Linked DNA regions of Mus musculus: region 2 is linked to region 1. A link is a loop called in an ENCODE intact Hi-C map of the cell type or tissue named here. Cell type or tissue: gastrocnemius. All regions are shown on one strand.

Evidence for each region. Peaks named below come from ENCODE experiments on the same cell type or tissue, not always from the same donor. Only the 100,000 strongest peaks of a DNase experiment are listed, where the experiment ranks them.
Region 2: it touches region 1 in a loop (13-fold over the local background); 17 of 42 quality-filtered maps call a loop at or near these places.

What each region holds. Positions count from the first base shown.
Region 1 is chr1:170,132,465-170,140,464 of GRCm38, reverse strand. No RefSeq gene overlaps it. Among named protein-coding and RNA genes, the nearest start is that of Uap1, 38 kb to the left of the region's middle. In gastrocnemius, a CTCF peak has its summit at 3,902 (motif pointing right); a DNase peak (open chromatin) is centred at 3,901; H3K27ac peaks cover 426 bases.
Region 2 is chr1:169,935,563-169,943,562 of GRCm38, reverse strand. No RefSeq gene overlaps it. Among named protein-coding and RNA genes, the nearest start is that of Ccdc190, 11 kb to the right of the region's middle. In gastrocnemius, a CTCF peak has its summit at 4,002 (motif pointing right); a DNase peak (open chromatin) is centred at 4,006.

The DNA of each region.
Region 1 (8,000 bases):
TCCACTGGAAGATGAACAAAAGGCGTGTCGATCCCCACCTCCATCCCCAGGTTTGGAGGCTTTTCATGATGGGAGATTTTATTTCTAGTTCTAGATTATCTTAGCATTTCCTCTTGATGACTGCCAAGTCTGATCTGGAGAAGAGGTGAGAGACACCGTGTATAATCTATGAGGAATATAATCTACAGCCATTTGGTTAGTTTTCCAGTCTGTTTTTCTACTGCCCGAGACGGGTGCTTTTGCAATTCAGTCTCTGGTGTCGCAAAACCACAATGTTTACCTCAAAGGTCCTAAGAGATCATTTATTCTGGAGTCAAATATGAGTGATTGTAGCCCGGGAACACAAAGTTAGGTTACCCCAAATTCCATGTTCCAATGTGGAAGTATTTTTGAAGTCTTTATTGTAAAACAAAAAAAAGTTGTAAATCAAAGTGCTTTTCAAATATACTGAAGTTTAAAATCAGAGAAATCTCAGTTATAAGCCTTATGCTGTCTGATAACTCTTAGCCTCTTGGCTGGAAGAGTAGAGTTTTGTTAGTTAATACATTCCAAAAGATTTTTTGTTTGTTTGTTTGTGTGTTTGTTTGTTTGTTTTTAAACTGTTAGTCACAGGATGTTAGTCCTGAAACAGGTGGACTAGAATGGCCATCAAGGGGGCTAAAAAGATAGCCCAGAATAAACTATAATTAGGCTCTGGACCTGCAACATCAACCCTTCCACACCACTGAAGTTCTAACTAGACAATCAGCTCTGCTGCACAGTTTCTTTCCAGGAATTCTTGTTCACTTCTCTGCAGCTCCAGGTTTTAGGAAATGCACATTGAGAAGTGATCCTTAAGGGAGTGAGGTCATAGCCAGCATTCTGGAGACATAAAAGGTACAACAGTTCTTTCCTTAATAGTTTTCATTGAAAAACATTCATAATAAAGATAATTTAATGCTAAGAAGGACGTTAAACAGGAGCAAACAGTGATCCCGTTGACTGGAGTTTGGCAGCAAGAGTGCTCGAGAACTCTATTGTGTTAGGGTTCTCCAGGGAAATGGCTCCTAAGGAGGTTGACAGGCAGATAGAGTTATATAGACATTTCTCTGGACAGATTGGCTCATAAGGTTGTAGAAGCTAAGTTCTGTGACCTCATGATTATAAGCTTGAAGTCTGAAAAAGTCAGTGGTATAATTCTAGTCCATTGTCAAGGTAGAGAACTAATAGTGTACATCCCAGCCATCCAGAAGATGCCAGGGTCATAAAACAAAGAAGATGGTTGTCCCAGCTCAAACAGCACATGCATACTTCTCCCACCTTTTTTGCCTCCACAGGCCCTCAGTAGTAGTTCCCACATGAATAAGGCTGATCTTTACAGTACACTGATTTAGGGTTTCATATGCTGATGTCTTCCATCCCCCTCCCCCTTCCTCCCCAAGCATCCTTAGAGACCCCCTGGGAAAGAATGGTATCCCAGCTCTCTGGTATTTTCTTAGCCTAAGGAAACTGACACAAAATTAACATCTCATCACTGTGGGAATATAGATGCTTAATAGACTGCCTTTAGATCACTAAGTTCTAACAAAATAAATGTATGCCACCCACTAAAATAGTCATGAACATAAAAAAGTTCATAACGCAGAAGTGAGTGGGAGGGGAGGCTAGTGCCTGTGCCAGCCTGCCCGAGTCTCCAGCATGTACTCTCACTACTAGGCTAAATTTATGTTGAGAACTTTTTCTTTATTAGATATTTTCTTTATTTACATTTCAAATGTTATCCTCTTTCCTAGTTTCCTCTCCAAAAATCCCCTATACTCTTCCCCCTCCCTCTGCTCCCCAACCAACCCACTCCTGCTTCCTGGCCCTGGCATTCCCCTATATTGGAGCATAGAACCTTTACAAGACCAAGGGCCTCTCCTCCCATTGATGACTGACTAGGCCATCCTCTGCTACATATACAGCTAGAGACAAGAGCTCTGGGGGATACTAATTCATATTGTTGTTCCACCTATAGAGTTGCAGACCCCATCAGCTCCTTGGCTTCTTTCTCTAGCTTCTCCATTGGGGGCCCTGTGTTCCATCCAATAGATGACTGTGAGCATCCACTTCTGTATTTGCCAGGCACTGGCAGAGCCTCTCAGGAGGCTTTTTCATTTGAGAAGAGAACTGCGGAGAAATCTTCACCTTGTAACAATGACGTTATTCCAAATAGGCAGTGATTAAGAACTGGCAGAAATGAATTCATAGTAGGAAAATAGAATAACAAAGTCCTATAGGAGGGATGGCAACCGAGCAAGGAGCACAGGCATTTGCCAGGGTTTTCAAATACTCTGAACTTGGGCAGTGGTCATGGAGCCATTTAAAGGAAAAAAAAAATCCTAAAACTGAACAGTTAAGATTTGTTATTTTTCGAAGTTCTGCCTCAAGAAGAACATTTTATACCTCATGCAGTTTTGTTTCAAGATATAATTCATTGGTCAAAGATGGGGCTTAAGTAACTTAAAATTTCATTACTAGGATATGGAAGAGTAGGGATTAAAATCCAAGTCTTCTGGCTCTACAGTCTTGTCACATGGTCCAATCCAAACAGCATTCTGAAAATGTTGAGCACAAGCTAAAGTGTTGGAGAGAGGAACAGACAGAAACAGTTGTGTTTTTACAAGGTTTAAGTTCTTTGTGCTGAAGAGGAAATGGAAAGGCTAAGAATCAATTGTTTTTTGTGACTGTCACCATCAATAGTTCAAGGAAGAGGCAAGTTGGCAAACTTTGGCCTCATAGCACAAGAAGAGAGAGGACCAGATGACTGAAGGCAGAGCCATACTTGGGCTACTGTGAAGTAATGAGGATCTTGACAAGGTTATGCAACATCAGCCGAAGACCAATCAATTGTTCCTGGGCCTGGGTGACATTTTCTTGTTATCTGGAAGGTAGGTGTGTGTGTATGTGAGTGTGCATGTGTGTATGTGTGTGCATATGTGTGTGAGTATGTATGTGTGAGTATGTGTGGCAGCAGGGCACTTCTGGGAATACTTAACATTTGAGAGAACAGGACTATATTTAGGCAAATCTAATTGTTTCAAGGGAAAGATTCCTACATTCTTTGAACATGTTTATCTGCTCATAAAAGACATCCTGAAGAGGCGAGCATTTGGCAGCCTGAATCTGGCACAAGTCAGAATGTCATAGTAGAAGAGGGCCTGAGAGCACAAGATCCCATCCAACCCTATTCATTGAGCAATTGGGAAATGCAATAGAAATCTTGATAACTCACATATAGGAGATGGAAAGTCAAACCCTAGAAGAGAAGACACTTGAGAACCCATTCTCACAGATAAGCATATTCAAGTGGAGATGCTCAGAGTACTATTACAATCAGCATTATTGGTCAAAAGCTATCGGGAGAGGGATCGTTACTTGACTGTTTAGTTCTTAAGTATGAACTTAGGTGACAACATCATGTCACAAAAAGATTGGACACATCTGTGGATAGGGACTCCCCCCACCTCCCATAGCCTTCTGAAATCCTCTACAATGTAGTTGCCATTGTCCTTTCCCTCAGGACTTAACCTAGCTCTAATATGCCAAGCTGTTAGGAGGCCTAGTATAAAGAAAACTCGAGGTTAGGATTTTGAGGGTATCAGACCCAGGATGGTGTGCACAACTGTAATTGCAGCCCCTGACAAATGGAGGCAGAAGGAGCTTAAATTCATAGTGAGTTTGGAGTGAGCCTGAAATACATGAAACGCTGCCATGAAGAGACATAAAATATGAGGGTAATAGTCGAAGCCCTGAAGCAGAATATTTTTGGCAGACTTGGTTCCTCACGTCTTCTGACTGTACTATAGACTACTTCCTGTGAGTCAGCTGTCCCCGAGGCCTCGTCTTGGCAGGCCACAGTTCTTTGTGGCTTTTGTGGAAGGGTTATGTCTGAGCAGCAGAGGGCAGTATGAACAAAGGCTGGGATGAAGTAGCAACTCAGCCTTGGTTCAGGAGCTCTGGCTTTGCAGCAATGAATGTCATTATGCATCCTCCCAGAGCTTCCTTCCTAGCCCAACCATCTTGCCCCTGACGCTACAGGTGTGTCTTTCTGTTATTCTTCCCACTTGCAGCAGACCAGAGTACTTAGTTTGAATGATTCATTTTACATATAAGTAACTGAGTTCCAAAAGAAGCCACTCCCTTAAGGATGTGCATCTAGGTAGTAACAGTTCAGACTACATGCTAGATCTGAGCTGGGGTCAGGATTTAGGCGCCAACTGCTTACTAAGATTAATTCAAGCCTAAGTGTGGTTTAAATGGCAGAGATGATAGGTGAAGATGAAGGACGAGACAGAGCTTATGACAGACAGAAATAGCAATAGCAAGGATTCTACAAATTGGTGAGGTTTCTTTTTCAATATATCTTTTCTATATTCCATTTCAACAAAAACCCTTTTCAAAAGAGGGTGCAGGGGGGTGGTGTAGCTCAGTGGTAGAGTGCCTGGACTGCATAGCCCTAGGTTTGAAGACCGACACCCCCCCCAAAAAAAAGAATTAGTAAATTCATTAAAAGTTAATTATAACTTATCATTTAATTGAATGGATCATTTTCTTGCATCTAGACAATTAAATCATGATATAAGAAATTCCAATTTTTTGCCTCAACCAAGTTCAACTTTTCCAAAGTCCGGTTCTCCAGAAATAACTGACCACTTTCCTGTGTGTCTTACACATCTTTCCAACCATCCTCCTCTTTGGAGCCCTGAGCCTCATCCCCGCAAGCTAGGATAGGTGGCATCCTGGTCCTAACCCTACCCAGGGAATTGTTCTCTGCTTAGCAGGGGTATTTCTCTGAGCCAGCTCTCGGGCTTAAAAGGCTTAATATATATGGACTTGTGGTGGATAGTCGCCATTGTCAATGTGATTGGATTTTGGAGTTACCTAGGAGACACACCTTGACCAAGAGAGGACATTTCCAGAGAAGTTTAAAAAAACAAAGACAAACAAACAAACAAACAAAACCATAAACAAAATATCCACCCTGAATCTGGGCAGCACCATACCACCTTTATTTACTTCCTCTGACTCCCTGTGGGTGGCCACTTGGTATGTTCCATTTCCAACTTTATGACCTTTTCATTCATATATATACATATGTATATATGTATGTGTGTGTATACATATACATATATATATATATATATATATACATACACATACATATACACATACATACACCATTGAGTATAATTATTATTGTCCATATGTACCCAGGTATGAGGCTATCCACTGGAGCAACTTACCAGCGGCCATATAAACAAAGGAAAACCACTCTCCCTCTGCCAGCAGCCAGCAGTAGCCAATGGCTTCTCAGCTAGGGGCGGGGGGCCTTGTTTTCCCCATCCCTGGTGGAGTTTTGACTGCCTTGAGCCTGTGCAGACAAACATAGCTAATGGAGTTCACGTGTGCAACTGCTACGTCATGTCCGGAAGACATCTCAAAGCACTCCTGTCCACTCTTACATCCCTTCCACCTTTTCTTCCGCAGTGTTCCCCGAGCCTTGGGCGCATAGGTGATATGGACGTCTCATTGAGAGCCAAGCACTAGCAGTCCTCTATTCTTAGCCCGTCGACTAGTTTTAAGTGTCTGCGTTTATGGCTGCCAGCTACCACAACAAAAATCAAAACCTTCTCTGACCAAGACTGAGAGTAGCCCAGGTCTGTGGGTATGAAAGCGAGTATTTAGGTCATGTAGTCTCCCCATATCTAGGGCATATTGTCTTCACAGCTATGAGTTTTTGACCAGGATACAGTACTGGGGATGAATCCTTTTTTCTTGTGGATCAGAAAGGGATTGGTGACTCTGTAACTGTCAAACTACAATTGCATCCGTGTACACATCTCACCTAAGCAGGCCGGTATTGTAGCCTGCACGGTCCTGTGCTGAGGAAGACCACGGATGTCTTTCTCCCTCTGCTGTCTGCCTAGCCCCTCCTGGCACTCGGAAAGCCAGCAGGGGAAAAGGTTTCCTGGTCAATCTCACTTTGACTCCTTTGTGTCCTGCAACCAAACTGTGTGGTTTCTTCAGTTACAGTGTCTAGATTTATGCCCTGCACCTCTTCAGATAGGTTCTGGGGATCGAATTCGAGTCTTCACACTTTGTACAAACACTTTACCAACCAAGTTTTCTCATCTATGGAATTTTAATTTTGGTTATTTATAGTACCGTTCATCTCTAAGATTTTGCTTAGTTCTTTAAAATTAGCAATTTCTTATTTATAAGACATCGTTCTCAGGCTTGCTCTTAACTATTTGCACTGAGTTTTTTTTTTATTTCTTAGAAAAGATTTATGATGTCTGCTTTAAAGCCTTTTACTAGTAAGCCTGCATTAGGGTTTCCCCAGGATCTATTTTTATCAACTACTTTTTTTCCCTCTTACATAGACTAATTTTCTTGGTCTTGTGTAAGTCATTTAAAAACTACTAGATAATTAAAATAGCACAGCATAGTGACTCTGAAAATCACATTTCTTTTTTCCTCATTGTTACTGACTTAATAGTCTTCATGTTTTGCATGGGTGAACACTAATGTTTCCGTTAGTTGTACTTAGTGGCCAGCTATAAGAGAAACTTTTTTAGATATTTTAAACCAAATGTTGTTTTTCTGCTTTCTGCTGACAGATTCTATGTGAGTGCCAGGGTACATTCTCAACACACTAGTCAGTTTCCTTCCTTCCTTCCTTCCTTCCTTCCTTCCTTCCTTCCTTCCTTCCTTCCTTCCTTCCTTCCTTCCTTCCTCCCTCCCTCCCTTCTTCTCTCTCTCTCTCTCTCTCTTTCTGTCTGTCTGTCTTTCTTTCTTTCTTTCTTTCTTTCTTTCTTTCTTTCTTTCTTTCTTTCTTTCTTTCTTTCTTTCTTTCTCTCTCTTTCAGATGTATTTATTTATTTAATTTATGTGAGTACACTGTAGCTGTCTTCAAACACACCAGAAGAGGGCTTCAGATCTTATTACAGATGGTTGTGAGCCATCATGTGGTTGCTGAGAATTGAACTCAGGACCTCAGGACCTCTGGAGGAACAGTCAGTGCTCTTAACCACTGAGCCATCTCTCCAGCCTCTAGTCAGCTTCTTTTTTTCTCAATTTTTGTTTGCCCAGTATCTTATTGTTAGCCAGAGTTGAGAAAATATACCTTTCTTAGCCACTTATAGGCATACTTATGGGCTTAGTTTGAGTCTTTTAGATCCCTAAGAATGTACTGGGGAACTTTGCAAAGTTCATGTAGGAAATCTAATTTTCTCTTTAAATCATCTTGGCCAGCTCCTTGCTTGCTTTGGTGTGCCATAGGCCACTGCCGTGTTACACCGTTGCCACTGCATACTTTTGATAAACAACCTAAAGATACTGTTTCCTACTGGGTGAAACCTGAGTCAGGTCAAATAAAAGACAACTCTAGAATATAGAGTTTCCAGACGGCTGGCAGATGGGGAAGAAAGATAGAGAGGATGGAAGGTGGTACCTTTTGAAAACCTTCCAAACCTTCTGCTGTCTCTAGAGGTGAATAGGTAGCTATTTTTCACAGATACCATTTTGAGGCTGCTAGTTTGAATCTTTTATTTTAGAGGTTTGGGAACTTGAGGTGTTATGCATACTAAGTAAATGGTGTACCTATTCTCAGACCGTGTGTGTGTGTGTGTGTGTGTGTGTGTGTGCATGCAGATGTATGTTGAGACCGGGGACTAGTCAGTTAGCTACTCTGGCTGGCCAGCAAGTGCCAGGATCCTCTAGATTATAGGAGCAGGTGCATGCTGCCATTCTCAACTTTTATATGGATGCTGGAGATTTGAATTCAGGTCCTCCTTCTTTCACGGCAAGCACTTTTCCAACTAAGCCATCTCTTCACCAATAGTCACCTCATCTTCCAACTTCTTTTTTGATACAGAGTCTCATTTAGCCCAGGCTGACCTCAAGCTTGCTATTTAGCCTTGAACTTCTGATCGTCCTGCCTCATCTTCTTGCAAGCTGAGATTATAATCATGTGTTTC
Region 2 (8,000 bases), 200 kb after region 1:
CTTTCTAGAAAAGCCCTGTAGACACACCGAAGTGTGCATCATTGTTACCTACATAGTCCCTCAACTAATCAAGTTGGCAGTGGAAACTAACCATCATGGCAGGAATGAGGTCCTTCAGGAAGGCATGTTGATAAAGGCCCAGATAGAGAGTGGAGCTAGGAAACTCCTGTAAAGGGCTTACCTTATCAGTAGTTGTTGGGGTTCATAGAAGCTGAATCTTAGATTTACACAGTGCAATGCCCCTTATGGGATGTCTCAGGATCGCTTGCCTTTCTCCTGAATTAAACTCATGGTGTGATTATAGCGCATGGCCCAGCAAGATCTGACCTATGGTCCATTACTTTGTATCTAATACTGACTTGCATGACCATGAGCCTTAGTTCATAATTTCTTCAATTAGGTTGGTTCTAAAAATAAGATGGAAACACAGCTTTCTCAGCTCTTCTGAGCATTCCCCAAGACAAGAAGTGAGTCCTGGATTGGTATTTATGGAATGCTGACCACAGTATCTGGTATATGGTAGTTACGGTTTTGTTCTTAGTGCTTATTAAAATAAATTAAAAATTAATAAATAATGAGTCTCCAAGAGCTCTGATATTGAATCCAAGGTGAATCACCTGATCCTCTCCAGAGGTGAAAACGTAAAGGAAAAGCACTTTACATGGTGCTCTACTGAGCAAGGTCACAAAGGCTATGGATTCTTTAATTTGGGACACTGGCTAAACATAAACCATCACTTACACCACCTTCCCTACTCTTCACTTGAATGGATACAGCTAAGATTAAAATAAATTAGTGCAAAATAACATATAATCATATGTATTATTATCTATAAGTATGTGCAAAATTATATGCAGTATCTACTATGGTTATATCTAATTATTAATTTTAAATTAAGACATAAAATAAGTGCTCTTAAATTATCAATAATTAAAATAAATCTTTAAAGATTAAAGCATTCCTTATATGAGCCAGAGAAATGGCTCTGCCAGTAAAGGCTCTTGCTATGCAAGCTTGAGGACCTGAGTTCGAGTCCCAGAGTTCACACAAAGGTGGAAGGAGAGCACAGACTCCACAAAGTAGTCTTGTGACCTCTCTCTACACATGTGGCATGGCACATGAGAATCCCTACATACACAAACATACACATGCATGTACACATGCATGCCACGTGAGCAGCCCACTCCCACATACTATAATAATAAATAATTGAAAGTTAAATCATTATAAAACAGAGGAAGCAACTCTTCATGGCTAGCAAGTCACTTCAGATCTAGTGGTACCTTCATTTTATCTATGCTTGAGGTAGGGGACTCATGTATACGAGGGTGGCCTTAAATTTACTATATAGTTGTGGATAGCTTTGAACTTCTTTTTTTAAAGATTTATATATTTAATATATATGAGTACACACTGTAGCTGCACAGATGGTTGTGAGTCTTCGTGTTGTTGTTGGGAACTGAATCTAGGACCTCTGCTCACTCTGGTCATCTCTGCTCACTCTAATAAATAAGTACACTGTAGCTGTCTTCAGAAACACCAGAAGAAGGCATCAGATCTTATTACAGGTGGTTGTGAGCACCATGTGGTTGCTGAGATTTGAACTCAGGACCTTTGGAAGAGCAGTCAGTGCTCTTACCCGCTGAGCCATCTCGCCAGCCCCCAGCTTTGAACTTCTGATCTTCTTGGCTCTACCACTTGAGTGTAGACTACAATGCTCCTCTGATGATTCTAATCACAGAGCTGTCCAGTGCTGAGATTCTTGTTACAAGTCATAATACCTAGATACCTGGAAGGAGAGGCGTGTGTGTGTGTGTGTGTGTGTGTGTGTTTGAGGCTTGTACACAAGGCCTTGCATATCACTAGATAACTTCAGTAGGGTCAATGGAGTTTTGTTTCTTTGGGTTTTTTTTTTTTTTTGGTTTTTGTTTTTTTTACCAGTAACACAATTACCACGGTGTAATAAATAAAATGTAGCCCCTCTAGATGTATTAAAGCTGATAAGAAGAAAAATTGGGGGTGACAGAGATTGTTTCCTGGAAGAATGATTTAAGGAAACACAGCATGAATGAGGTGTAAATCCAGGCGTGGCATGTTCTTGATATCGGGACCAGGATTTTATCTCCTTCATGTATCCTGAGCCCCAATCTCTGTGTGATCACAGCATCTACTGGACTCCCAGGAATTAATTGTATTCATTTATTCTTGATTTCATGCTGGAAAGAGAGAGAATGAACACAGGCAACCTCGTTCCCAGTGCCCTTTCTACATTAAGATGGCTTCTTATTTCTACGCCCACTGAGCAGGTTCAGGGAGTTGAACCTCTTTTACTGTCCAGAGATTTTGCTGCTTCAAGTTTCCCAGAGTGAGGAGATGTTCATGAGTCCCCAGTCCCAGAAAATGGACCTGTGTGCCATCTTAGAGCCTACTGACTTCATCCTTTCAGACCGAAACAGTCACCTGGCAATTAAGATGGTTATTTTAATTGCATTTAACTATAATGTAATAATCACAATTATTATTATTTATACAATTATTATGTAGAGATTTATTATTAATTTACTCTTAACCATTGTTGTAATCTGCACTTCTCTTTATCTGTACCACCCTCTCTACATTCAGGCTCTTAACTTTTCTCATTTGCCTGTGCCTACAGCTTTACCCTGCTTCCAACCCTGGCCTTGGCTTCCAGGGCTCCTTGGCATCATATGTAGCCAGGTTCGTTCATTTTCTTTTTTTTGTACCAACTTATTTTTAGTAGCATCTTTCTCATTCCCAGAAGCCTTCCAGCTTGGATCACAAGGCCACCTTACTAGGAATCCTTTTGTTAGCTGACCTCCACCAGTTTCTCAGCTTTGTCTCCTGCTGGCTGCTTTCTGTGTTTTCTTCTCAGCCTGGAGCAAGTTGACCTCACCAGGACAGAAAGTCATATTCGGGTAAAGAAGAAAAAAGCTACTCTCTCTGCTCCCCCCAACCCCCCTGGAATTGGATTACTTTTCTCAGAAACATTCAGTGGATGTCACCTATCCAACTGGAAAGGAAACCAAGCCACACATGCCTTTTGGAGCGAATTACAGAACGATCGTTGATCACTTGCAGTAGAAAAGATGTTGGAGAATGGTTTGAAAACAGTGACTCCTGACTCAGTGCCTGAGTTGAATTTCTTCTGGGATCTATTTATGTCACTAGCTATCAAGATTCTCACACCAGAAACTGCCTCTTTCTTTCTTTTCTGTGTGGAAGGGAACAAGGTGGTGTCAGTGTGGAACATGGACCTCGGAGATGATCAGAAATAGACTGGACCCCAGTTATATTTGCTGTTTACTCAGAATATACCCAGGATTCTCTAGTTCAAATCTCTCCCTTCAGATTTCCCAGCTGTCAAACGAAGTGAAGATGACCCTTGACACCAGTTGGATGATTGGTTCATTTCCTGACTGCAACATTTCTGTCTCTCTTATGCTAAGATTTTTAAGTAGGGTTATTGCTGCATTTGCATGAGTATATATACATACGTGTAGGAGGTGTTCATGGGAATACCCACAGGATAGCAAAGGGAAATAGCCACTAAGAAAAATGTCCTTCCTGTCATTATCTTCCAAAATGTATGGAATCTTTGTTGACTATTTGATTCTTATGATATAAAAAGCTTTTATTCCAGGATAGTGTTTTTAAAATGTGCTTAGCAGGTCACCATAGTTCCTGGAGATTATGTATGGACAAAGTTCCCATGCCATATCCATTAGGGTACTTCAGCTTCTTTTATTTTCTTTCTGGATGCTCATCCTGATATTAACATGCTAAAGACTTAAGAGAAGTCTCATCTAGAGAAATTGATTCCAATTATCTAACCCAGGTTTCCCCAGACTTATTTCAACTCTATGTCTTTCCCTAATCGCACTTAGTAAGATTTCTTAGAAAACCCTTTGAGAAATTATGTTAGCATAATAGCTAACTTCTTGACTCTCAAGGTAATTTTTCCTGAATGGGCCATCTTTACCACTAGGGGGCAGCATTGACACGCATACTGTGAACAAATTTCCATTCTAAACCAAAATTCACTGACTAAAAATTCACCCCAAATAATCACTTTCATAGCCTACTTCTTTTAAAAAGCCATCTCACATCTTTGAACTGGGGTTGAACTGGCTGATCTCTGTATCCCCTTCCAACTCTGGGACCCTTGGTAAACCCCCAGGAGAATAATGAGATGTGCCTTCTGTCCCTGAGTATAACTGTGTTATACTTATCTGCGTGATATTCAGGATTAAACAGCAGGGCAAGGATGAGTTGTGAGCTTGCACACCTAGGCATCTGATCGCTGATATAGGGGCACATTTTCCTGTGGGTGAACTCTCTTCAACCCCAGCAGAGTTATTTCCAGGTAAATGGAAAATAGGTATCCATCTGTATAGTGAAAGAGTGTCTACTGAGAATCAGTCCTGTGATGAAGAGATAGTCACCTTTTGCTGTGAATATAATTATAGAACAGTCTTGACCTTATGCTATGCTGTACAGCAGGGTTTTTGTTCACATTTGAACACAACACCATTAGGTAATGCTTCTGCTCTGGATGGACACAAGCTACTGGGGGCAGCCAGCTCAGACCTGCAGGTTGTGTGCACGCTGGAGGCTCAGTTTGCTAGGGATGGGGACAGCAGTGAGATAGCCTATCCTGAATCCTTAGAGATCCCCAGAGAAGCTGCCAGGTGGGGCTCTGCCCAGTTCTCTTTCTGTGCCTTTGTCTCTAGTCCAAAATGAATCTGACCATTTTCCCTTTACATTTAGGGCTTGTCTTACACCGAGTTTGTTATTTTGAAGATGAGCTTGGATAAAAACATGGGCAAAATCTCTATCAAATTTTCTGGAACTTAAAAAAATGTCTAGTTGCCAAATGTAACAAATGGGACACACCTTTAACTCAAGGACTGAGCAGGACTGAGCAGGACTGAGAGTTTGAGACCGGCCTCCATTGTATAGCAAGAGTAACCAAACCCAAACTGTTAGGATCAGCATTCACCATCATGTCCCCAAACAATCTCCTCCCACTAGCCTGCGGAGAGGCACAACATTGCTGCTGTGGACTTCTATAGTGAGCCACTGTGCAGCCATGAGGGCCTTCTCTATACTTTTATTCCTAAAGAAAGTGATGAATGCGTACGTGTGTGTGTGTATGTGTGTGTGTGTGCACGTGTGTGCATGATGTGTTCATATGCCCTTAGAAAAATGAATATAAGAAAACCATGCAGATGTGAGAACTCTTATATCTAGCCTGTAAAACTCCATATATATATAATTTTAGTTGTTTTATGTGTGTGGGTATTTTGCCTGCATGCATGCCTGTGCCCCATGTGTGTGCAGTGCATAGAGGCCCGAGGAGAGAGTTGGATCCCCTGGAACTGGAATTACAGAGAGTACTTAGCTGCCATGTAGGTGTTAGGAAGAGAGACCAGGTCCTCTGGTGGCCAGTACTCTTAACTGCTGTGCCTTCTCTGCAGCCCCTACATATATATTTCTAACCCTTTTCTGCATCTTTAAGTCCAGCCCATAGCTTCCATGGCTGTTGTTTGGCTGCCATCACAGCCTCCCCATTTCAGGAGACCACTGGGCTGGCTGGCTATGGGCTTTTGGAGCCTGCTGGGGTAGCTGAATGTGGTGGGGCGATGCAGAAGGCTTGGGTCCCTGGGTTCATTCTGCTTCTGGGACTTACTGCCTCTGAGATTCTGAACACATAGTCTGGCCTTTCTGAGGCAAAGGTGAAAACTCTCTTTTCATGAGTGAGAGGAGACGGAGGTCTCCCTCCAATCCTTGGCTCCTTAACCACTTATGCATCACCAGCCTCATGTTGAGCTAAATTCAAAACCAGCAGATCCATCAGCAGACTCACTGGACATTCTGATCATTAGCGTCCTATTTTCTGGAGTTCAGGAGAAAGTTGAATAGGACATGGTTGCTGATGAGCAGGAATACACTTGCTTGCTGTCTGCTTCTCTCCCCCGGCCTTGAGGCATGTCCATTTGGCCAACTTCCGTAACACCCTTTGTCTCCTCTCACTCCAACACAGGGAGAGTCCTCAGCAAAAATACACAGAAAGGTTCTCATTGCCACTTGGGCAATGAACTATCCTTACACGTAGCTTACATACATTGTCATTTATCACAGGCTAAATGTTTGAATTGAGAGTTTCTCTCTTTAGTGATCATGACAGTGATGGCGTCAGGGTGGGTCAAACTCATATGTGTTACTTAGAGTCTGACGAGACTTCCCTGTGGCTCACTTCCATGGAACAATTTTTATACAATTAAGCTCAAACCATTCAAAATAGCATGACTGATGATATTGAAGTTAATTTATACTGTAATTGATGGCCATTATTAGGGAATGTAACAGCGACCTGTTCACAGTAGTGGTGGGGAAGTGGAGACATCTGGGGGGTGTTTCACGTTATGCCTGATCAGGTGAAACCTTTCTTCCTAGCAATCGCAAGTGATCCATATTCTAGCCATAAGTGAGATGAAGATTCTGTACTAAATATGTCTTTTTACAAAAAATTTCATCAAGGGGCTTTCTTGGGACAGGGCCTCACATGGACCAGGCTGGCCTCAGCCTTGATCTGCTGATAAGTCTTGCGGTCTTGATAATGACTGCGGCTCAGCGTGCGCCTCTCTGCCTCAGGAACTGAACTGTCTCAGCTTGGTGAGGGGGAACCAGAATGGTTCCCATTTTCTCCCATGATTTCCAGTTTCCTTTACAATTGCCCTGGTACTCCTTACTTTTTGCTGTAAATGCTTTTATTTTGTACAGATTCTCTCATTGGGTGTCACCTGTGTGCAGACTTGCCTCATGCAGGAGGATGTGAAAGCCAGAAGTTAATGCCCAGTGCTATTTCTGGCAGACCAGACGACCAGTTAGCCCTGGGATCCGTTTCTGTGCCCTGCATCCCGTTCCCCACAGAGCTAGGATTACAGGTATGTTTGGTTACACCAAGCTTTTATGTAGATGACAGATCTGCCCTCAGGTCTCTGTGCTTGGACAGCAAGCTCCTTACTGAGTCATCGATGCCACCTCATGTTGTTCTTGATCCACTTTAAAATTTCCTTGCAGAACTGATGGAGTTTCTGTGTTACAGCTTAGGGCCGGTCGAGAGGGGCTCAGTCGCCACCTCTGTGAGTGTCCAAACGCCTCTACCTCCAGGCAAAGAGTAGATGCCCTCCACACAGAAGACATTAGGGTAATACAGTGAAGGAGAAAGCTCCCTTTCCACCAGGGAGTGGAGATTTGTGAGCAGATCTCTCCCCAGTCCTTGGGCATTTTGCAAAGGTGGTTCTCTGTTCTAGGAGCCCCTGCCTTCATGACTAGTGTAAACAACTTGTGAACCATTGACCTTTGCCCCTGACCTGCCTTCCCCATTAAAGGACACACTAAAAGAAAAAAAATGCTATTTCTACTATAAACTATTGCCTTGCCATTGAAGGCCAAAGGCTGGGCTAAAAAACTGATTTTTCCAAGAGGTAGCACAGTAGATAGAGGGAGTGTGACAGAGGGCAGTGTGCAGACCTGACTCAGAGGACATTTTCTGCCTGGCTCTGTTTATCTAATGAAGACTGAAAGAAAAACCATTTGCAGAGTTCTGAGGACAACTGGGATGCTGTGTGGGAAGCTCTGGACAGCAGGAGATGCTGGAAAATGGGAGCTATTATGAGTTATGGATTTAAACACCAGGCATCGCAAATGGGAATTAAATAGTGTTATTAAACTAAACACAATTAATTCATACTTTGTCATTAAATTTGAATTAATTTAACCCCTAGGAGCTTTAGTATTAGACGATGGGGTCCTTTATCATTTTCGATATAAATAGTTTCTAGTTCTTCAAGATGTCCTCAAGGTAGACTGCAACAAATATGTCTGCTTAACTGTAAGAGCCTACAATGCCAGCTTCTCAGGAGGGTGAGGCAGGAGGATTGCTGAACCTGGGAGTTCAGGGCCAACCTGGGACA